3 separate regions of the Mus musculus genome follow, and all the other regions are linked to region 3. The links are chromatin loops, found by intact Hi-C in ENCODE. Cell type or tissue: heart. All regions are shown on one strand. Region 1 overlaps Chst11 (carbohydrate sulfotransferase 11). Region 2 has its middle 24 kb from the start of Gm33781. Region 3 holds the start of Chst11 (carbohydrate sulfotransferase 11).

The links. A loop is a pair of places that touch in the nucleus more often than their neighbours do. Peaks named below come from ENCODE experiments on the same cell type or tissue, not always from the same donor. Only the 100,000 strongest peaks of a DNase experiment are listed, where the experiment ranks them.
Region 1: it touches region 3 in a loop (2.8-fold over the local background); 10 of 42 quality-filtered maps call a loop at or near these places.
Region 2: a loop joins it to region 3, with 2.6 times the contacts of the local background. A loop is called at or near these places in 7 of 42 quality-filtered maps.

Annotation. Positions count from the first base shown.
Region 1 is chr10:83,039,072-83,047,071 of GRCm38, forward strand. The region is part of intron 1 of Chst11 (carbohydrate sulfotransferase 11); the gene reads left to right. Among named protein-coding and RNA genes, the nearest start is that of Chst11, 58 kb to the left of the region's middle. In heart, no CTCF peak of the experiment used is centred here; DNase peaks (open chromatin) are centred at 3,850 and 5,010; H3K27ac peaks cover 2,014 bases.
Region 2 is chr10:82,906,194-82,914,193 of GRCm38, forward strand. No RefSeq gene overlaps it. Among named protein-coding and RNA genes, the nearest start is that of Gm33781, 24 kb to the right of the region's middle. In heart, CTCF peaks have their summits at 3,282 (motif pointing right) and 4,225 (motif pointing right); no DNase peak of the experiment used is centred here; H3K27ac peaks cover 261 bases; H3K27me3 peaks cover 823 bases.
Region 3 is chr10:82,981,629-82,989,628 of GRCm38, forward strand. Chst11 (carbohydrate sulfotransferase 11) reads left to right here and starts at 3,869. Exons shown (of 3, transcript NM_021439.2): 1 at 3,869-4,354. The coding sequence starts at 4,237. In heart, a CTCF peak has its summit at 4,347; a DNase peak (open chromatin) is centred at 3,653; H3K4me3 peaks cover 3,394 bases; H3K27ac peaks cover 2,560 bases; H3K27me3 peaks cover 2,558 bases.

The sequences.
Region 1 (8,000 bases), 57 kb after region 3:
CCCACACTCACACACATGTGGTTTTGGGTTGGAGATAGAGCCCGGCAGAGTATTTCTTTAGCATGTATAAAGTCCTGAAGTCAGTGGCCAGTAGATCAGCACCAGGTGTGGTGGTGCATGCATTCAAGATCATCCTCGGCTACATAGTGAGTTCAAGGCCAGCCTGGGCTATTTGAGACAGTAGCTTGAAAGAAAAGTCTGTGTCTAACAAGGAAACCTGTGATGTTCGACTCATTGGAAATGGGAAATTTGTTTTCTGCCTTTCCTTCCCTCCCTGACGGGGTCCTCTGGCTGGCTTTTAATGGGACAGCTCTTACCATCTGGAAGACCCAGCGTGCCTCAGAGTCAGGAAGACTGGCTTAAATTCCGGCTTCAACCTTAAAATCTTGGAAACTTCACGAAAATGGGTCTGATCCCAGTTTAGAGACTTCCTGGGTGCAAGCTGACAGACCTCACAAGAATCAAAAGGTGTCTGTTGGATCAGAGCAGGAGGCAGAAGACCCCCATCCTGGCAACACGGCCACTTCCACTTCCTGCCTCTGTGAGCCTCAATGTGTCATTGAACCACACGGTGAGCTCTAGTTCCCTTGTTTGCCAGTGGGGTGTTCACATTATTTCCTTAGCTCTTCCACACGATGTATTTCACGCACAGTCACCTTGTAAAACCGGTGACAGCAGCGCCTTCCCGCTCTTTTTATTCTCTTTTTGCTGCGTGTTTACCTCTTATCAATGTTTGAAAAGAAAAATTATTGATAATTATATTTGCTTTTTGCTTTTTAATCCTCTGGTTGTTCCCTCATTCTACCCTTGGGGCATCTTTAGAAGTCCCGTGGCCTGGTTTGCCAGAGAGAAGCCTGTACCACTGCAGTGGTTACAAAGGTCATAGCACCCACTTTTTCTTTCTTCCCCAAAGTGTCTTTCCTGAAAATGGATGTTGCTTGGGAATGGGGTGGACACCTGCAGAAGATTATAAATGTGTTTTGGTACCAACACATAGGGCTGCCCTCTACAGATTATCTGTGTTCAATGTGTGTGTGTGTGTGTGTGTGTGTGTGTGTGTGTGTGTGTGTGTGTGTGTGTGTGTTACATGCACAGTAATTGAGAGTTCAGTTGCCAGAATCTGTTGACCCGTCTTTGGAGAAGGTCATAGTTCAGCCACATGGGACCTTACAAGTCTTAGAGCCAGTAGGAGCTGCAGCTGGTTCAGGCTTTTTATCTGAATCTAGGATAGAATGTTTAAAAGTAGGTATCTGGACAAAAAGCAGACTCAGATGTAGGAATGTATAGGAAATGAATTCCTTATAGGTAGTCTTTTGGTTTTGGTTTTTTAGGACAGGGTTTTGCTTTATAAATCCTGGAACTCTCTCTCTATAGACCAGGCTGGCTTTGAACTTAGAGATCCACCTCTCTGCCTCCTGAGTAGTGGGATTAAAGTCATGTGCCTCACCTCCACTGTCTGGCATGATAGTCTCACTATTTAAATATTGAAGTAAATATCCTCTCATCTCTGAGTTTTACACATCGATCATCCATCCATCCATCTCTTCAGAACATATAGAGACTGAGCTCTTTATAGATCATCCAGTCCTTAGCCATTGGGAGAAATAGCCTTTCATATATCCATTCACCGATTGCTTGCTTTACTGCGCCACCCTTACCTGTCAAATTGGTAAATGGCTATTAAATATCATCATGTGCCATTTCTTGGGATTAAAAAAAAGGACAGAACCTCTGTCCTCAAGAAGCCTACAGTCTGGGGTGCAGGATGTTTTCCTAAAATTTAAATCCAATTCTTACTTGACACAAGCTTATTTTATTTTGTTTTAGTCTCTCATTTGAGTTTGGGAAAGCAAGCCTCCTAACCATGGGAGCATTTCACTTGTTTTTATAAACCCAAGTTCTAGAGTTGGGTTTCATGTTTTGCATAACTCTGCCCGGCATAAGTACTTATTGTGTTAACAGGAAGAACAAGAGGGAAGGAAGGACAATAGGGGGAGGCAGAAATAGCTTCAACTCCTAGGAGCATAAGCATCTCAAAATCTTCTTGGGAACTGTTAAAAAGATATTTCTCGGCTTCAGAGTGCGTCATATCCAGAATCACTCTGAATTTTGTAAACCACCAGAAACCGTCCATCAGGAAGCGACCAGCTGGGACACTAAGTCCCGGGTCTGAAGTTGGCCAGGGACAGGTCATGTAAATGAATGGCTGTGGGTAGTGTGTTCCTCAAGTTTGGGTTTTGGTCTCCATTTTTCAGTCCTCCACCTTCGTGATGTTGGGTGAGGTCCTTAACCTTTCTGGGTCTCATTTTCCCACCTTGTAAGATGAGGGTGATGACCCCGTTTGCCTGCGAGAGTCATTACAGATATGGTATGAGTTCAGAGAGTCTAAAACGCAGACCTGGGATGTAGTAAAGGCTAAAGCTGCTTCTGTTTCTAAGGGGCAGTGGGATTGGATGGTTAACAAACCGAGAAAATCAAGTCCACATGAGGATTCCTGTTCAAAAAAAAAAAAAAAAAAAAGGGAATGTGGAGTGCTCCAAAATCTGAAACCTTTAGCACAGACAAAAAGAAGAGTCCATATTTGTCCTCATGTGACAGGTTGAAGCCAAAACACAAGATGTGGGCCAACAACATGGTTCAGTGGGTAAAGGTGCTTGCTGCCAGGTTGGACATTCTGAGTTCAAGCACCAGGATCCACAGTAGGAGAGAACTGACTCATGTCCTTTGATTTCCATACATGTGCTGTCATGCATGCACCCATATGCACACATACATACAAAATAAATCAATGAAATGTAAAACAAAACATGGAAGCGCCAAATGTTGTATTGTACAAACGTTCAAACTCTGTGTATAATATGAATTTGATGTTTGTGCTTGGGGCCCATGAAGAATCGTGTGCTCTGGGTCGGAAGAATTTAAGATCAGGGCTCTTCAGCCTGTACTGACAGCTTGCAATTTCCAGGGAGATAACATGTATGACGCCTCTGACATTACACCGCTAATTATCTTCTGAGAAATATCCGTACCTCTCTGGCAGCCTGATTTGTGTCCTCACTATGACACTGACGGGCAGACAGGAGGAGTTCTGCAGTCTGGGGTTGGGGGGGGGGGATGTCTGTCTGTCTGCTCTAGTCTAGGGGAGAGGATTGTGCCAGGCTTCTCTGGCCGGCATGAGTTAGCTTCTCTTTTAGGCAGGCCACACCGACGTGAGGAAATCCATGTCTGAAATTAATTTCCACAAAGGGCAAATTGGTAATTATGTCTGACATTATTTTATTTTATTTATTTATTTTTTAAAAAAGAGGCTGACCATGAGTTGGATTTTACATACTGCTTAAGGCAAAAGGTTCAGTGCAGTGGGAATTATTATTTCCAAGAATGGATCTTCCCCCCCCCCCTTTTCCTTAAGATGGGGAAGGGGGAATTTCTCTTGGTGTTTTTTTCTGGAAGGTATTTCTATATACTGTTTATAGAGGCCGTGGTCCTTTTTAAATTTAAGGAGCCCAGTTGGCTTCAATGGCAATAAATAAAGCCCCATGTGGGGGCCGAAGGATAGGTAATTTATGGGCCCAGCCCCTTCCTTAACTTCAGCCCATAACTTCCTGGGCTATGGGCCTGACTGAGGGCCATCGATGCATTGGACTATGAAGGTGCTTTTGAAGTTTCTCCTGCAAGGCCCGGGGCCTGGCCCTGTGAAGTGTTAATGGGCCTCCTGCCCAGGCTTTATTTGAGGGGTGCTTGTTAGAGGAGCCTTGATGGGTCCGTGGGGGCCTCTAAGCTGTACTGTTCTACTCTGCAGGGCTGGCTCTGATTCCAGAGCTCTATTGTTTTGATTTTGACTCCTGGGACAATTCCTGTTTCGCTCCTGGGTGTTCCCAGGGCCCAGGCAGCTACGGGTGACCAGGCAGGGCCAGCCAGGGAATATGCCGGAAGGGCAGACCAGGGGACTCCACCCAGCAGAGCACAGCAAGGCTTTTGCAGTACATAAACCACAGCTTGGTCTTAAGGGAAAAAAAAAGGCCTCTGTCCAGTAAACACATTCTGTTTCTTCTTTTCCTTGGGTTGCAAAGTCTCCACCTTCCTGCTTTCAGTCCCAAGTGGCCTGGCATGCCAATCTGAGAGCCACTGCTTGCTTGTCCTAAAAAGGAAAGCCTGTTCATGCCACTCTCCTTCCTACAGGCCTTCCACAGTATCTTCTTAGGCCGCTTGGGCCTCTCAGATACCTGTGCACCCTGCTCCCCATCCCCCACCCCGAGACACAAAACTGCGCTGTGTTTGAAAAGACAGGGCTTTTATGCAAGCTAAAATGAGGTTGTTAGGGACTGGGGTTGTAACTCAGCAGTAGAATGCTTGCCTGGAAGAGCACAGGGGCTGGGGAGGTGGGGGATGTGGGCACAGGATGGAGGACTGGAGGACAGGGGTGGGAGGTGGGGGAGGGCTGGGGGTGGGAGGGTGTAGCGGGGAGAGGTTGGGTCATGAGGTCATTAGGTCTGCCCTGACCTGTATGACAGACTGATGATAGGGTTGAAGATATGGACTGCCCTTGCATGCAGAAGGGCCATGTGAGGACACATGAAGCAGGTGGCCTTGGGAGAAGCCAGTCCTGATGATAGCTTATCCTTTGGAGCTAGACCTTGGAGAAAATCACTCTGTTGTTTTTGAAGCCATCCAGTCTGTGTGGCTTCTGTCATGGCAGTGGGACAAACATGGCCATGCTGTGTCTGCAGGATAAGTTTCTAGCCCTGTAGAATGCCACAGGAAGACCTTTGTCTCTCTGGCTCCTATCTGCTTCCAGTGTTGGGCAGAAGTCTTCCTGCTTACATTACAAACTACACATCTTTAAAAGCTGGGTTCCAGGATCTGCTGGGGCCTCTTGAAGCTGTCCCAAGTCTCACCTCTGTCCCTTTCTCAGGCTAGTGGTCCTCTTCTGGATTCTTCAGGAAGCCTGGAGGCCAGGGGCTTTGTGTAACTGATCCTGCCACTCACTGAATCAGCCAAGACTTAGTCTCTCCTGTTCCTGTCCCTAGGAAGTGCTCCTCCCTGTTAGAGGACAGGCTAAGTCTGGATTCTCCTTGGGGTGTAGTTAGTGGCATGCAGGCTGGTCCCGGAATGACAGTAATAGTGACAGTGACAGAATGCACAGCTCTGGTTATGTGTGTATGTATGGTTTTTAGTACTATTTACTTCCAGACAGTTTGTATCTTCTTTGTGTACGTCTCTGGGTGTCTCTGTATGTACCTGTCTCTGACTAGCTTGACCTACTCACTAGGTAGTCCATGGTAGCTTCCAGCTCACAGCAGTCCTCCTGCCACAGATTTCTTCTTGCTGGAGCCACCACACATAGCTAGCTAGTATGTTCTGAGAATGTTCTAGATACCACATAAGCTTTGGTCACCATGATACCAGAGTTTATAAGGTCAGACCTGGGGCCAGTCAAACCAGATTCAGCTGTCTGTCCTAAAGAGGTGTCTTAGGGTTCCTATTGCTGTGATGAAACATCGTGACCAAAACAAGTTGGGGAGGAGAGGATTTATTTGGGTTACGCTCATGTATAGTGACACATGAGTGTGCTACATGATACATGAGTAGGCCATGGAGGATGCTACTTATTGGCTTGCTTCACATGGCTTGCTCTGCCTGCTTTCTTATAGAACCCAGGACCTCCAACCCAGGGATGGCACTACCTGCTGTTGGCTGGGGCCTCCCCTATTGGTCACTAATTAAGAAAATGTCCTTCAGCTGAATCTTATGGAGACACTTTCTCAACGGAGCTTCCCTCCTTTCAGATGACTCCAGCTTGTGTCAAGTTGACATAAAGCTAGCCAGGACAATAGAATAATACACAATTAAACACATAAGTATCAGTAATGACTGGGGAAAGATGTATCCCATGTAGCTGCATTGGGAAGAGGAGCCAATCCAGTGACTGAATGCACACTTGCATGCAATGCCCCCCTCCCCACCACATCTGGTTCCATTTTCTGAGTCCTGGCTAAATTCATGGTTAAATGGTAAGATGTCACTGACCCATTACTGTTAATGCTCTACTCTGGCTGCCAGGTCATCTGACAAGTTTTGTAGAGCTGTTGAAATCCATTCCAGGGGGTAACCTCCTTCCCTGGCTTACACTCACGGTCCAACCTTCCCCTCTTTCCCGGGAAATCCAAATTCTGGAGAACCATGGGCGCTTTAATCTGCCTCTCTTTAGATCAGGGTTCCCCACCTGTGGCCTGTGACCCTCTTGGGGGTTGCATATCAGATATCTTGCATATCAGATATTTACATTATGATTCTGTTCAGTAGAAAATTTACAGTTCCAAAGTGGTTACAAAATAACTTGATGGTGGGGGTCACTGCAACACGAGGAACTGTATTAAAGGGTAGCAGCCCTGGGAGGATTGAGGACCATTGCTATAGAGAACCACCAGTCCTCCCCAGGAATATTATGGTTGAGTAGATTAAGTGGCTGACACATAATTCTCATGGTCCTATGCTCTGGCTTCCAGTTCAGGAGTCAGATTTCCTGTCACCGCCTCTGGAAGTTGGTCCGGAAGTGTCCTTGCCAGGGCATCTGAGCCTCACCTCCTCCATTCCCTCTGACTGAGGCAGGGGGATTGCTACCTTTATTAGCCTGGCAGAGTTGATAAACTCAAGGTCTAGTTCACAGCTCCCTCTGATAAGATCTCCTTTTCTCCCACTATGTAGATGAGGTGAGCCAGCCACTACCTGACACCTCACAAGTCATTTATATTTCTGGAATCTGGCTAGACTTCATGGGTCTCAAAAACCAGCAGGCACCACTCAAACCTTTACATGTCTGACTATTTCTTTAAAAATTAAAAAAAAACAAAAACCTGTATGTGTATGAGGGCCTGCCTGCATGTATGTGCACCATATGGCTACCTGGGACCCGTGGAGGTCAGAGGAGAGTTCCAGATTCCCTGGAGCTGGAGTTGGACGAGTGGCTGTGAGCTGTCATGTGGTTGCTGGGAACTGTATCTGAGTCCTCTGTAAGAGCAGTGAGCTGGAAGAGCAGTGAGTAACCTTGACTGTCCAGCCATCTTTGCAGCCCCAATATAACCAGTTCTTTAGCCACTTGAGCCTGCTACCTTTACATATGCCACAAACAACTTTCCTTTTCTAACAAGATAGAGTAACCCATGACTTACAGAATACAACCTATCAGAATATATTCTATGAGGATAGCCTCCTGTAGCAGAGCCATACAATCCTTCCTGTCCCCTCCCCTGGCGGCTCCCTCCTCTTCCTCTGGATAGTGCCGGCATCCACCATATGCCTTTGGACTGTGGCACTGTGAGGACATTAGGCAGCCTTGTCTCAGGGCTGTTAGATGAAATTCATTTGGTTACTGTTGGACTCTTGTTTGATGGCCCCAGTCACTGGAATCCTGAACCCAGATTTGAGTACTCTCTTTCAAGCTTCTGTTGTCCTTGACACCCATTGAAGTTCTAGTTCCACATTCTTGCCATGATTGGTTATAGACTTGACGGTCGCCCTCACCCTTCCCTTGAAATGCAGACCAAGAACAGAGGGAGCTAAGAGCCCCACGTTTCAAGGACTTGAGAGTTTATAATGATGCGTGGGTGTGACCAAGTTTCCTTGGACTGCGGATTCACAGGAGGTCACCCTTCCATGTCTGTCACCAGGCTCTACACAGCCCTGGGGTGTTGCTTTCTCTGATTCTGAAAATGTGACCCAGTGGACCATGGCAACACCTCTATTTGTCCTTGATGTTAGTTAGAGGAATAAATGACACACAAAGCTCCTGGTATTACAAGGATCCTTCTAGATGCATCTTCCTTCAAGTCACACTGCCCTAACCTGAGTGTTAACCCTGGGGTTGCTGTTCTTTATTAGGAAAATGGAACACAGAGGCCCATCACCAGTGGTCATTGGCAACAAGAAGAAGGGATTCTAAGACATCTTCCGCATCACTGCAGGCTCAGGAGCTACTTAGGGAAGTCTCCTTTGGACCA
Region 2 (8,000 bases), 75 kb before region 3:
GCAAGTGTGTGCTGGGCACGTGTGCAAGCATATCACAGTGCATGCATGGATGTCAGAGGACATTGCAAGAGCTGATTCTCTCCTTCCACCATGTGAGTCCCGGGGATTGAACTCGGGTCATCCGGCTTTGTGGCAGGCGCCTTTACCTGCTGAGCCACATCACTGACCCTGCTCCTGTAAACAAACTGAGATAGAAGATGTCAAAATAGCTTGTCCAAGCTTTACCCACAGCAGGTAACCCACAGAGCTGGGATTTGACTTTAGGCCGACTGTGCCCAGAGCCCATTCTTCTCACACCTGGACTCACACACCTTCTATCATGTTCCGTGTGCAGGACAGTCATGCACAGGGCCAGCCCATGGTGTGCCGTGAGAAACTCTACAGACAAAAGCATGACTGATTGGAAAGTCGTCCCAGGCCGTGTGCCTATCTGCAGGCAGCCAGGGCGAGGAGCTCTACTCTGCGTAGGGTCTTTCTGAAAGTCAGGATGAGGGAGTTGTTTGGAAATCCTGAAGACCGGGTGACAGCCACTTGACTTGGCTATATCTCCTCCCTGTCTTCCTTCGTTTCTTCTAGCTCTAGATACGTATTGAGCATCTAACACATCGAGGTGGATGTTAAGGCTGTAATGCAAGACAGGGTTGTGCCCTCCAGGTTATCACCTAACAGGGAAACCAGAGAGGAAGCAGTAATGACACAGAGATGAGATGCCTCTGGTAGAGGGAACCATGCCTGGCTTTAGCACAGAAAGTCCCAAATTCCAAGAATGCCCTTGTGTCCTGGCAAAAAACAACCGGTTTGTTAACTCAGTGGCTGAAGGGGAAAAGCTAAAAGGGTGTATTACAGCTGGAAAGTGGTTGCCTTGCATGTGTGCAGTCCTAGGTTCTCTCTCTCTCTCTCTCTCTCTCTCTCTCTCTCTCTCTCTCTCTCAGACACACACACACACACACACACACACACACACAACTTAATTTTCCTAATTGAATGAAAGTGAGGACATGACCACTCCTAGGTGTGGTTGACGAGAAGGATTTTATTGCAGATATGAAGGAGAGTATAGTCAGAGGCATCTGCAAGAGTCCAGACTGAATATGGCCAATAGAACAGACCAGGCTCTGAGAGGAGAGAGAAAGAGAGATGGGGAGAGCAAGAGACGGAGACCAAGATCTCCAGCTGTGCCAGGGCAGAAAGGTCTTCTTTCCTCCATCGAATGGCTTCTGTGCCTCTCAGAACTTAGCTGCGAGCATGGAAGCATAGGCCTTTAATCCCAGTGTAGGGTGGGTGGGGGGTAGATCTCTGTGATTTGGAGGTCTGCCTTGTCTACACAGTGAGTTCCAGGCCAGCCAGGGCTGCATATGAGACCCTGACTCAAGCAAACAAACACCCTGCTGAGTGTATTTGTGGGTCCCCTTTTGGGTTCAAGCTCCCATCCCATTGATCTCTAAGTCTCTTGCTTTGCCAGCCTCGCACACATTCGACCACTTGGGCTTTGTAATGACTCTTGAAATAGGGAAACAGAGTTCTCTGGCTTTGTTCTTTTCAAAGTTGTCTGAGTTATTCTGGCTTCCGTTCCTTTCCATATAAAGTTTAGAATAGTCTTATTCACCGCCAAACACTTCTTGCTGGCAGCTTAACAAAGAATCAACATTTTTACGACGATGAACCTGCCAATCATGAGTATGAGGTGTCTCTTTATGTATTTATAGCTTCTTGAATTCCTTTCATAAATATTTTATAGTTGGCAACACGAAAGACCCATATATGGGCTAGGGATGGAACTTGGTTGCTTGCCTGGGATGCACGGACCCCTGGGTTTGATCCCCTGCACTGTGTAAACTGGCTTGGTCTTGGCACTCAGGAGGCAGCAACTGGAGGATCACAAGTTCAAGGCCTTTTTGTGCTACATAAGAGAACGGGGAGGACTGAGGCCAGTCCGGGATAAGAAAACTCTCAAACTGTACGTTGGTAGGTTGATAACTTAAGTGCTTAATTTTGCTGTGCAATTGCAGGCACCACTGTACTTAACTTGGGACTCAGTGTGTGCTCCTTGCTTGCATACACAATTGCAGTTGGTGACTGTGCATCCTTACATGCTGTGTCCTTCCCAGACCTGATTGTTATATTGAGAGTTTCTTTTGCTGTGGTGAGTTTGAAGACAGCATTGCCAGCCTGCTATCTGCAAACATGGCATCTGCTGAGAATCACTTCCTCCAGTAAGGCCACACCTACTTCAACAAGACCCACGAGGACCATTCTTATTAAAACCACCACCCCTGGCATCCCTGGAACAAACCCCATTGGCAGTGAGGTGTAACTTTTCTTCATATTTCTGAACACTTTATAAAGGATATTTGTGTCCGCCCCACCCTAATTAGCTTTCAAAGTCTGTTGAGCCCGGGCTCAGGGTGCTGTAGCTGTGGATCTTTGCACTGTCTCCCGCTTTACCATCACAGGCATGCTAGTTTTATAAAATGAACTAGAAGTGTCTCCCCCTCTTCTATTTTCGGAAGGAGAGTGTGTGAGAGGTTGTGCAGACTCCTCTTTCAACATTTGGTAAATTCTCCAGTGACGCCATCTGCAAGTGGAGACTTCATTCCTGTGAGTTTTTAAATTATAAACTCAATTTCCTTAACAGTTGTGGCTATATTTAAATTCATAGCCCATATGGGATGAATTGTATTCTTCAAGAATTTGGTGTATTTTAAATTATCGATCGTATGTTTTCAGAGATCGTTTTAACTTCGCTCTCCTTTCTTCCTCTCACGGGAAGCAAATGCTGATTTCCCTGGAGCCTGGCCACCCTCTCCAGGGGATGCCCCACAGACTGGGTCAGTCTGGACCTCAAACAGAAACCATTCTGAGCATCCAGGAAGAAACTAGAGGCCGGGGCGGGGGTGGGGGTGGGGGTGGGGGAGGGCAGTTCACAGAACTGTCAAGCCTTGGAGATCGCTGAAGTGTCCTGGGACCAGGTAGGGCTTGTGACTTTCCACTTAACACCTTCCTCTTAGAGAACCATCAGAGGGAGAGTCAGTGGGAGCCTCTTTCTCCAGACCAGGTTTATGTCAAAAACCAGAACTCTAGCTGAGCGGTGGTGGCACACGCCTTTAATCCCAGCACTTGGGAAGCAGAGGCAGGTGGATCTCTTAGTTTTAAGCCAGCCTGGTCTACATAGTGAGTTCCAGGACAGCCAGGGCTACACAGAGAAACCCTGTCTTCAAAACAAAACAAAACAAAACAAAAAACAAACCAACCAAAACAGCCCGGAATTCTGGGTATCACCACTAGGTGGCACTCTGAACATACACTTGCCACCTGTGGTTCGGAACACTTCTGTTGAGCCAGAAAGGTCTGTGGGGCATTTTGTTCTTTCTGTGAGATGTGCTTTGGAGATGCGCAAGGACCCCCTAGAGCTCTGAGCTTACACTCGACTCCTGCAGCTAAAGTGAGGAAACTGGAGAGGTGGTGCCGGCTGCAGCGCAGAAAAACGCTGCTCAGACAGGAGTCCCCACACTGAACCTGGGTCAGGTGGCGGCAGCAGCCTATGACATAACCTCATATTGGTAAACTGTCACGCACTGCTTGAACTTTGGAAGTTGAATTGCTCCTCAGCCTCCATTTCAGACCCAAGCATGTTTGTCTCGAAGTGTCCTCCAAGGCCCCCTAGCTAGCTAGGGATTAGCTGCTCTGCCCCCTCCCCCAACTCTGCAACAAGAGGGAAGAGAATATCAAAATAGCTCAACAGTAAAAAGATCATCCTTAAAAGCAGCTAGAAGGTGGGGCTGGAGAGATGCTCACCAGTTGAGAGCATTGGCTGTGTTCAGTTCCTGCACCCACATGGCAGCTCATAATTCCAGTTCCAGAGGATTGCCCTCTTCTGGCCTTTGAAGGCATCAAGCACACATACACATACATTCATGCAGGCAAAACATTCATAAACATAAAAATAACAAATACATCTTTACCAAAAAAATAAGCAGCTAAAAGGCAAACCATTTCCAAGAGACATCACTAATATTTAATCTCTAATAAAAGTGCCTGCAGTGGGAAAGAGAAACCAGAAGTTTAGCTCTGACAAGCTCAGCCACGGAGGGAAAGCTTAATTGGGACCCTCGCTGACTGCCTCAACTTCCCCAGTCGGTTTCTGCTGTGTGCCTTGGGCAAGATATACATGGTATCTCTGCCAGATGCTGGCTTGAGCTCACATCCCTCCTGGACTATTTACTGCCCTGCCAGCAGGGGGAGCTATCCCTTCTGTCCACCTGAAAGATGAAGGTAAGGCTAGCCTCCTCCATAGGGTTGTGGGGTTCCTGCCCAGGGAAGCAGGAGAAAAGCTAAGCATTTGGTGGGTGTTTTTGATGGCATGACCACTCCTATTCATTTACATCATTTGACCTCCCAGTGTAGCACGATTGTAGCACAAAAGCTTCCCCAACTGTCCTGACAAATGAATTAAAGAAAGAAGTGGTAATGAAAGGCAGAGAGAGGGGGGAGAAGGCAGAAGGAGAGGGGGAAAGGAAAGGGGAGGGGGAGGGGGATAGAGAGGGGGAGATATTCACCAGTCACCCTGGGGAGAGGGGCAGACAGAGTCCAGGGACTACAGATCCTCAGGGAACTGACATGAACATTAGATCTAATTTTGAGGAGGAGTTGGGACTTGGGGGCTGGGGTGTGCTCCTGCCTATGCCCTTCTAGGCTCAGGTCCTACAGGAACATCAGATAAAATGGTTAGTGATCACGGAAGGGAACGACTCTGCTTCCTGGAGAATGTCTGCTCTAGGATTAAACCTTCGCACCATGGGTGACGCTCATTTCTCTCGTGGTCTGTCCTGCTCGGGTGTGACCTCAGTCTCTGTCACAAAGACTTTTATCATGTTGTTCCTAGATTCCAAGGTGATCCAAAAGGACGATGGAAACAAGACACAAGGGCAAGTTAAGGGGATGTGGGAAGAGAACGGGTCTCCTCACTTGGGAGTCTGAGCTCCCACCAGCTAGCTGTGAGGGATGGATTCCATCCTAGTTAACAGCACTGGCTGTGGCATGGTCTATACCCAACATGCACTTCACAGTCTCAAACAAGAATGTGAGAACAGCGGTGAACGTGCTTACGGGCTGTATCGATCCACCTTTCTCCTCTCTGTCTGTCAGCCTAAGATTTTTACAAATGTGGCTGTAACTTCATCTACAGCAAAAGCATGTCTTAGCTTATATGAGCAACCCTTGTGACTACTCAGTGTGCCTTATGTATTACTCTCTGTAGTCCTACTCAGTGTGTCTCAGGTACTCTTTGTGGTCCTACTCTGTGTGCCTCAGGTACTCTCTGTGATCCTACTCAGTATGCCTCAGGAACCATTCTATGACGTGGAGGCTTAGAGGGAGGAAGGGAAAGAGGAAGGAAGGCTAGATATGTAGCTCAATTGGTCTGGTACTTACCAAATGCTAGAAGCTCTCAGTTGGAGCCCCAGCACGACATAAAACCAGGTATTATTACAGGCCCAACTGTAATTACAACATTTGGTAGGGAGAGGCAGAAGGTTCAAGGTTCAAGGTCATCCTCAGCTATAAACGGAGTTAGAGGCCAGCCTGGGCTACCCGGGACCCTGTCTATAAATTAATAAATAATAAAAGAAGGGAAGAGTACTTCAGCAACCCTTTGAGATTTAACCAACATCATTTCGACAGTGTTAATATGGCAGACGCATCTCTAACTGTGCAATGGCAAGGAGTTCTCTGCAGGGACCTCTACTGAGGGGAAGGTGGGATTCCTGCCTGTACGGCAGAGAAGGCTCTCAGGATGAGCCCGTAGGAAATGCTTTTATTACGGAGAGATTTCAACAGAGGCTTGGGCACAGGGGTTACTAGAAAGAGAGGCACTCGGAGACAGCACGAGACACAGGTAAGGGTGAGTGCGGGTTTCCCAGGAAAGCCACATCCAAGTGTTTTTGCAGTGGCTGTATCCAGGTATCTTACGCTGTCAAGGTCCAGGGTGCACACACAGAACGAGGTCACAGTGTCAGCTTCTCATCCCACTTTGCATGGGTCCAAGTGAGGAGCCAGTAAGCCACCGCATGTGTCCTGGGAAGTAGAAATGTCCTTCCCATGGCTGCCATGACGAGTCACTACCCAATCAGTGGCTTACAGAGGTCAAGTTTATTCTCTTAACCGTTGTAGAGGCTGTAAGCAGAGCTGCATCCGCCTGCTTGCCTCACCGGGCTTCTAGACACCATGGCTTCTCTCACTGTGTGACCCTCTTCTGTGTGTCACTCCAACCTCTTGCTCTGTTGTCCTCTCTCCAGCCACCTGGATCCTCATTATTAACGTGAGCTCATCTGGGCAATCTAGAGTGATTGTCCATCTCTGTATTCCTGAGTTAGTAATGTCTGCATGTTCGTTACCTTTTATTGCACAAGGCAACATATTCATGTTTCAGGCAGGAATGTGCCCCTCTCTGGGGGGCTTCAGTTGGCCTTTGAATGAAAATGAGGACAGAATCCCTCCGAGGAGTGGTTGGGGAGACGGGTTTTATTGTAGATATGAGAGAGAGCACAGCCAGAGGCAACTGGAAGAGTCTAGACTGAACATGGCCAGAACAGACCGGGCCACGCACAAGAAGGGGGAGTGAGAGAGGGAGGGAGGTAGAGGAGAGAGGGAAGAGAGAGGGAAGAGGAGAGAAGGCAAAGGGACAAAGATAGGTTCCAGAGCCGAGTCAAGAGCAGAACCAAGCAAGCACCGGGTACCCACAGTGACTGAGTTATATAAGAAAGAGAAGCTAGGGTAAGAGAAGGGACTCTCAGGGCTGGAGAGGGTAGGGTAGGGGCAGGGGTGACAGGTAGGTGCTGAGAGGAGCCAGGACGATATAACTGGTACTGGAGAGAATGCTGGGAGAGACTAGAGGCCACAATCTGCTTTGTTAATAGACACCTCAAGAATGCTTTGAGATTGATTGGTTTTATTTTGGATTTGCTTGTTCGGCGACGGCGACATCTGTCCCGGGAGCTGGCCTTGAACTCATGATGTTTATTGCCTCCAGTGCCTGAGTGTTGGGATTACAGGCCTGTGGCACTACATCTAGCTAGATATGGTGTTCTGCACGGTTGCCTTTAGATCTGTTGTCAGAATGTCTGTGTCTTCCTTTCCCGTCCAGTTCAGATGTTGAAATCTTGACCCCCAAGGTTATGATAGGAGGTGCGGCTTTGGGGGAGATAATTGAGCTTAACTAAGGCCACAGAGAGCTTTATAGATGGTGTGACAGTTAGTTCTGATTATCAGCTCCTGAGTGGGGCAAGCCTTCGGCTGTGTGTGAGGGAGAGATTATATGGAGGAGAGAAGATTGACCCTCAGTGTGGGAGGCACCATCCAAGGACTGGAATCCAAGGTTGAAAGAAGAGAGAAAGAGGAGGCAGCCAGCCTTGGACTAGCATTCCCCCACCATCCCACCCTCCTCCCCCATCCCACCCCACTCTCTCCCCCAACCCCCACCCCTACCCCTTTTCACTTCCCAGTCCTGGATGAGCATCCCTCCACCTCCCACTCACTTCCTGAAACACTGAGATGTGAAGAGTCCCCGCTGTGTCCCTGCTGCCATGGTGGTCTTCCCTGCCTTGATGCACCTTCCTAAACAGGGGCCCCAAAGAAATCCTCCCTCTCTTAAGCTGCTCTGCCTGTCACAGCACAGTGCAGCTCCCTAAGTGACCTCAAGAAGTGACTCAGAGAGAGCCTCACCTCCTCCTCTCTGAAGACACCGCCAGAGGCGCTACCAAGGAACCAAAAAATAGGCAGCAAATCTGCCTGTATTGGTTCCAGACTTCCTGTTTGCTGAATATGGACAAATCTTTCTGCGGTTTGTCAGCCATTTAGCCTTTGTAAGAGTCAGAAGTGTTGACTTTGAGCCTAGAATGTACTTACTGAAGGAATGAACCGCTCACGAGTATAGTATGGTAGACATGACCGGGGCTCAGCCATTCCCATTTCTTCCCTCCTCCCTGGGTGGGAGCCCATGAGTG
Region 3 (8,000 bases):
ACCCACTTGTGTATTTGCGGTTTACCTACCTGTAGAAAATTTATACCCTAAATCTCCTGGTGCTGCGGGCAAATGGTTTTAAATTCAGCTCCACAAATATTGACTGTGTTCAGGCTAACTGAGTGTACCTTGTTTCCAGAGGTGTTGCAGAGATGCAAATGGGGAAAAAATGATCCTTGGAGGAGCCAGTGGAGGCCCCCCGGTCCATGTTGGTAGGAGACACATTCACCGTCTTCCTGGACGATGCTGAAGGGCTCTCTGTCTTCTTTGTACTCTGGGTCCATTTCTCACTCCAACAAAGTGCAGAAAGGGGCATCATGCCAATTTTAAAAGATCGTAACAGGACAGTACATTGTGGGCAGAATCCACAGGCATGAGCCTGAGCTCAGCCCGTTGGGACTGGAGGGACTGGAGGGACTGGAGGGACTGGAGGGACTGGAGGGACTGGAGGGACTGGAGGGACTGGAGGGACTGGGTATACACCTTGTCTGTTTGCTGCTCACAAAAGGTGCCACCTGGAGCTATGGATTTTTGCATTTATTTCATTCTTTTAAAAATCAATTTAACAAGGGCCGTGGCATATGTAGGACTTTCTGCTCCATCAGCTCCCCTTCTCCCAGGCCATGCTAGACTTTCAATCCTGCAAGTGCATTTTTGTTTTTGGAAAGTGTTCAAGGCAGGTCCCAGCACAGTACTGAGCTCAGTGCCATCCCTAACAATACCCCCCCCCCCACCCCAGGGCAAAGGGGGGTCTAGAGAAATGACAGAAACAAGATTTGAAGAGCCAGCCGAGTCAGTCGCAGGAAGGCGGCTCCCCACACATGTTCCACTTGTGGTTCATAGGAGAACCACACTTCCTGACCTAGGTGTGATTCCAGGCAGCCTTGTGACAGGTCCTGGCCAATAAATGAAGCTCAGAAACCCCATGTACCCCCTGAGGGCTAAGATGACTTAGTTATTTAGTGAGATGTTCCCTGTTCTCAAGCCTTGCAAAGGGCACCATTCTAGAACAACATCTTTCAGCCTTTGAGTTGCAACCCCTTTTGGGGCTGCTTTGGAATACCGGGAGACACAGATATTTACACTGCAATTCATACCGGTAGCAAAATTGTAATTATGAAGTTCCAACAAAAATAATTTTATGGTTGGGGATCACCACAACATGAGGAGCTGTATTTAAGGGCTGCAGCATTAGGAGGGGTGAGAATCTCTGTTCTAGTAATGCTGCTTCACCTCGTCTGCAAGACACATCCAAGGTACAGCCCTGCTGCCCATCGCAGTAGATAAACAGCAGCTGTTGGTGTAGCCCAAGTGCTTTAAGGCACCAAAAGTAGGGATTCTCTGTCATTGCCATAGAACCGTGCCTGTCTTAACAGATATGTTGGGAAAACAAAGCTGACTTATTTTATTTCGCTGGAGCAGAGACTGAACCCAGGACCTCATGCACGTTAGCCAAGAGCTCTACCACTGAGCTAAAGCCAAAGCCCAAAGCCTGGCTTTAGAAGCAGTCGTCTTACTTTGGGTCATCACTGAAAAGATACAATCTTCTTTTTTTTCTCCACATCTTATCAGTTGATTGTCCTTTTTCTTGTCAATGTCAGTAAGGTAGCACAGGCAAAGGGGAAATAAGTTTTTGTTAGACCAGGGACAGAAAGAAAGTGGAGACTTCCTTTGCAGTTGGTAAGTTTACAGCTTGACATGGGACTAAGAATCAGAACCTCTCCACTGACTACAAGTATGCTGTGGACAGCAGGGTCATAGCCTGTTGCCATTGGCTATGACCGTACACCTGAGAGGGTTCTACCTTACCTTCCTAGTCTAAGAGATAAATACCTCGCCATTTGTGACTTCCACCCGCTGTGTGCCAGTTGTACTGGGTATCAGAGTGGGATGGAGGGAGAGGAAGTCACCTTGATCCTTCAGGAGAGTTCTGTCTATAGGGCACAGTGGCTGGAGGTGGGGTCGGATCTGGAGCACAGAGGAGGAAAGAGAAGCCCAGTGAGAAATTAGGGGATACTTCCTGGAAGACGTGGCAAGTCACTGGCACAGCCTCTTCCGATTCTGTATGTTGGGCCAACCCAGATTTTGAGGATGCAAGCATGGATACCTGGCAAGGCTCTCCGTCCTTCTCCGGCACATGGTTCAACTCAATCTTCCAAAACCCCCAAAGACTCACATTTCTCACGTCTTCCTTGGGTGTGTGACTACCCAAACTGGCTTATTATGAATGTCCAGGCTCAACAGTGTGGTTTTCTGCCTTGGGCAGAAAGATGATGGAATGAAAGGCATGCAAATCCCTCTTCATCGTGCTTTGGTTAAAGAAGATAATGGCACGCCTGTAATGAGCAGCCCTGCAGGCCCTCTGGGGGATATGCCCCTACAAGGGGTCCATCCTCCCACCCAGTGCACTAGGAGGAGACTATACAGCAGTGCCTACTCACATCATGTGGGGACTCCCTGGGGAGTGGCTTGTATTGGAGCATGTATATCTCGGCCACCTCAGCAAGCAACTCATTCATAAAGGAGCAGCAAAATAATACTGGCTACATAAATATCTCCCTGTAATTGACTCTTGTCTGAATCACAGGAAGCCTGCGGACTTTCTCTGCTGAAGGGAAAACTTCAGGAGAAGGAAGAGGAGGTTTGGAGGCGTTTCTGGATACATGTATCAGAAAGCAACTTGTGAGTCTGTCAAATGTGAGGGGAGGATAAGGCCCATTACATTCAGATTCGACAAGAATTTATCAGTGCCCCTGTGAAGAGACACATTCAAAGGTACAATGTCTTATGGAATCCAGCATTCTGTAAATGCATTTAATGGTAAAGTAGAAAGGTCAGGCTTTACAATAACCCTGCTTTCCTGGCATAAAAGTGATCTCCTTATCATTGACCCGCGTCCACCTTATTGATCCTTGGCCACCCAAATGCATGGAGCTGAGCATTTAACAACATTTTACACAATGCAGGTAAGCAGCGCCATCTTTCTCTCTACCTGCCAAGGCTAAGCTGGCTTGGATCTCCCCCTCCCAGCCTCCACTCCCAACACTTTGTTGGACTTTTAGGGGCGTCTTTTCACATCCGTCCGACTGATTCTCATACACTTCGAATAAATTACAGAAAGCTGTACCTTTTGGTGAAACAGTTTTAAAAGCTACAAACCCGCTTTGCCCCGAGGGGTGCGGGTGAGGGCACGTGTCAGAAAGGCTAGCAGCGGCAGTCACCAGATCCTGGGATGCCGGAACAGTTTCCCTAACCTTGACTTTAAGTCCGCTCTCTTTAACCTCTTTGCAAAAGCAGCCCTCAAGCTGAGCTGTCCTTTGAAAGAAAAACGGAACTGCCCAGTTTTTGATCAGTATGAGAAGGGCATCCGCTCTTAGGGGAGCGTGGGGCAACTTCCCCTGCTAAACCGCCCAGGGATTGTAAATGGTCGCGTGTCAGCAGGGCTCCTGTTTGCCTCTGTCACCTAACCTGCTTCTCGCCACACCGGAGAACGGGTGGCAGCACTACAGCATCTTATTCATGGTTTTCCCCCATCCCGGTTGTGTCATGGAAACGTTCACGCAACCTCGAGACAGCGGCCCAGCTCCGCCCAGGGACTGAGGGCTTTTGGGACCCTGCGGGAGCGTGCTGCGCACTCCGGACTCCCCGGGAAACAGCTGGACGCGACCACGTCTCGGGTAGGGGCGGGGGGAGGCGACGCTCCGCCCCGGCGCGGCCCCGCCCTCCCCGCTCGCCGGCGCCCTCCCCTCGCCGGGGGCTGCGAGTTGCGTTTGGTAAAACCCAGCCCTGGAATATATAGATCACTGGAGCGCAATGAAGTAGCTTTTGGCGAGGGAGGGAGGGAGGGGGGCCTGGACAGTCACAGAGGCCAGTGCACGGCGGCGGCGGCACCTTCCTTCTCGCATCCCGGTCGCCCGGCCCGTGAGGAGGCAGCGGCGGCCGCAGGCGCCAGCAGAGGAGGCGGCGGAGCATCGAGCAGAGGCGAGGCGGACCGGCAGGAGCGCGCGGCCGGAGCCACGCATCCTCACACTTGCACACCAACTCCTGCGCCTTTCACCCTCTAGACCAGAGTCGGGGCCTCGGAGAGCCTCGGTGAAGCTAGCGGGAGCCAGCTCCGGAGCCCAGCCAGCTCTGTTCTGAGCCTCCCCGGTGCTGGTACCCCCGCGGCGGGGTCCCCGCTTCTGCGCTCGGGACGCGCCTCCCGGACAGCCGGGTCCCCGCGGCCAGGACAAAGCCATGAAGCCGGCGCTGCTGGAAGTGATGAGGATGAACAGAATTTGCCGGATGGTGCTGGCCACTTGCTTCGGATCCTTTATCTTGGTCATCTTCTATTTCCAAAGTATGTTGCACCCAGGTAGGGGGCGCGTTAGCGTGGTTTTGTTGGATATTTTCTCCTCTCTCGCTCTGCTTTCTGCTTCTTCCAACCTCACCTCTTCCCTTCGGCCTCTTCGGGGCTCTTTACTGCCGGGATCCGCGGGTCACGGAGTTGGGATGGGAAGAGAAGGTGCGCTTCCTCTTCCTCCCATCTCCAGGCTAGAGGTTGAGACTGCAAGGAGAGACAGCGGCGCGTGTTGTTGCCTCCTTTTTCTTTTCTTTTCTTTTCTTTTTTTCTTTGTGTCTTGTCTATTGGCTAGGTGGCATAGAAAGGTAGGGCTTGTTGGAAGCTGCCCGGGTTGATGGGAAGACTACAAAACTCTGTCCGGGTTGCTGCTGAGGGCTGAGGTGAAGCAGGCGCTGGCAGCCGGCTGTTCTGCGCCAGGCAGCGCTGCCTCTTCCTGGTTGGGGACCCCCGGGCGAGTGGTGCACGCCCCGGCTGGGTAGTGAGTCCCTGCAGCCGCCTGGGAAGCCCCAAGCCCAGCTACCACGTGTTCCAAGCTCAGCAGCAGAGCAGGTGTGGGGACAGAGTGGGTAGGTTCCCTGCTCTTCTCTCCATCGGGGGAGATATTTTGCGAAAACACCCCAGGGTCCAGCACGGTGGTGACTTTGCAGCTGTTGCTCCTGGGCCTGGTCTACCATCTCCTGGCCCCAGACCCCCCAGCTAGGAACTCCAGAGCCTTTGGGCTGCACTTTGACCATCAAAGCTCTTGGAGATACTTTGTGCAGTTTCATCCCTTCTTCTTGGGTTCTGAGCATTTAGAGACTTCTGCAGCACAGGAACGAATCCTTCCTCACGTCTTCTCTGGCTTAGGCTAAATACCAAGTCTCCTATCAGGATAGGCAGGGCCTAGGCACCCCTCATCCCGGGGGTCCAGAAGGAAAGTTTGGTGCTAGAGAAGAGAGGGGCGCCCTGGAGTGCTCTGGCCGGGCTGTGCTGCATGGTTTAGAAGCCCAACAGGTAGGACTTTCTAAGACGGTTCTGTATGTGGCCACCCAGCCTTAGACTTGGGAACCCCTTTCCCCATTTCTTCTGGATCAATAGACCTGTACTGGGTCACCTTGACATATTTTGACTCCTCAGAGTCGCTACAATAATCATTTCCTTTCCTAATAGCAGGGAGGAAGGGGGTGGGGTGGAAACACGTATCTTTCCAGGGAAATAAGGCTGTTTTTTTTTTTTTTTTTTTTTTTTTTTTTTTTTTTTGCCTCCCGCCTTCTTTACGTGTATAGCTAACACTTTCAGTAGACTCAGCCGCGAATTCATCAAGCCAGACAGAGCCGTAAAGCTGTTCCTTGCATCAAACAGGCAGGGATTCCTTGACAGCGCAGGGACAGACTGGCCTCTCTTCCTTTTGGGGCTCACAACAGTTGTTAAGGAGGTCTGGCTGCCAAGAATATGGTCTTGTGCTACCCGGACACCCCAGCCAGTCCTGGTAAAAGATGGCTTTTGTTTGCAGCTCATATTTTTAGTCTAATGTCAGCAAACTCCTTACTCAAACCTGTGGTTGTGAAACTTGTGAGAGAATTTAAAAATGGACTTTGCTGGCATTCTGGGTTGCAAGAGGGTGGGACCAGACACACGGGCATCTCAAGAGTGCCAAGCTCCAGGGGCCACCCAGAACCAAGCCAGAGGGCTAGAGGACAGGCTGGTATGCAGATATAATGAAGCTAATGCTGTTTAAACAAAGGGCCCAGTGATTTGGTCTAGACTTCAGAGCTGTGTTCAGGCCTATTCAAGTTTTGCTGGGATGGTGCGTGCCCGGTAATTCTCAGCAGAAGTGCTTAGACCAGGAGTGTATGGAAGGAATGTACGTGAACCTCTGTGCACCTGTAAGTTGTCCATCAGAATTCCCTTAGCATGAATCCTGTGGTGAACTACGAAATAAGCTTTACTCAAGACACGGAGGAAAAAACTCACAACCTGTAGCCAGGGCCTTGCGTTTCCAGCTTTCTAATCATCAGAATTTAACTTATCAATTGACTTGGAAGTGGCTGTAGGGTTTTTTTTTTTCAGTGTAGCCTTCTGGAACTTTTAGCCTTGTCCAAGCCTGTGGGTCACTGAATACTGTCTTTGATCCTGCTGGGCCCTTCCCTTCCTGGTCTCCTTTCTTTTCACTAAATGACATTTGTTTATAATTCATATCACCAGGAGCCTGCTTTTGCTGAGCCCTCTTTTAGTGCCAGGCAAATGCAACTTTCAAGACATCGACCTGGATACGAACCTACAGACGTTTGATTGAAAGTTCTTACTTGAAATTATACATAGTGCCGCAGAACTCCCTGTCAGTACTAGTAATATGGGCATAAATTTATGATTTGGAAACAGTGTTGTTTTTTTTTTATCTCTTGTTTTTTTTCATTTTGTTAATATCTATGGTTGATAGTTGAGATCAAATCGTTTTTTTTTTCTGCTTTGAATTTTTAAAAAAAGATTCTAAGAGAAGATTTATTTTAAATTACTCCCTCCCTTGCGTGTGTGTGTGTGTGTGTGTGTGTGTGTGTGTGTGTGTGTGTGTGTGTGTGCAGTGCCCATGGAGGTCAGAGAGTGTGTTGGATCCTCTGGAACTGGAGTTACAGATGGCTGGGAGCCACCTCTGTGTGAGTGCTGGGAATTGAACCAGGGTCCTGTGGGAGAGCAGTGTCCTTGACTTCGAGTTGTTTCTCTGACCCCTTAAGAATTTTTATTTTTATGTGTGGGGGTGGGGTGGAACCTACATGTGTGTGCATGTTATATGTGTGCAGGTGCCTACAGAGGCCAGAAGAGGGTTTGAACACCCTAGCGCTGGAGTTAAAGGTTGTTATGAGCCACCAAATGTGGGTGCTGGGAGCCAAACCTTGGTCTTCAGCAATAGCAGCAAACTCTCCTACCTGGAGAACCTGCTCTCGCACACCCCCACCCCCCCTTGAATTTTAAAGTGACGAGTCTGTGAAGTCCCCTGGTTACAGTCAGTCTTTTTACCTGGGGAATCTCTCGGATCAGATCTGAAGCCCTCTGGCAAGGGTTCTCTGGATTCCTGTCTGTGAGATAGAAAAGCAGTTCCGTGAAGGAGATGAACTCTTAAGTTTCCTTGCTGGCTGGAGGGTATGCGGGAGGGAAAAAAATGAAACAAAACAAAAAACAAAAAACAAACAAAAACCAAAAAACAAACAAACAACCCCACAAACTCTGCCTAGCTCTTAGGCTGGCAAATGCCTCCTGACATTCTAGTCTGAAGTCCACTGTCTTTTGTATTTTTCTAGCTCATAAGCTTGGGTAATTGCGAACTTGAGTAATTGGCCATCCGTTACACCACTTAGAGTTTAGTAGGAGTGGGCTATGGTCAGTTAGGCAGTTTTCTTTTGAAACCCTCAACCTCCTGAGTTAATAATCTTCATGAAGTTCTTTTATTTATTTATTTATTTTTATTTATTTATATCTTTTTTGGTCAGGAACAGGGTTTTAGGCTTCTCTCTAGTCTGGGTGTTTTATACAGGGCCTAACACATAGAGGCCTTTCCATAAACTATTTGCTAGCTGAATGGATGAAGTAGTTGACCCTTGTCTCTAGCTCCAGGAAGCTCTAGTTCAGGGCTGGTCAGCAGCAGCAGCTGGCTTCTCCCTCCAGCTCTGCTGCAGGGCGTGCC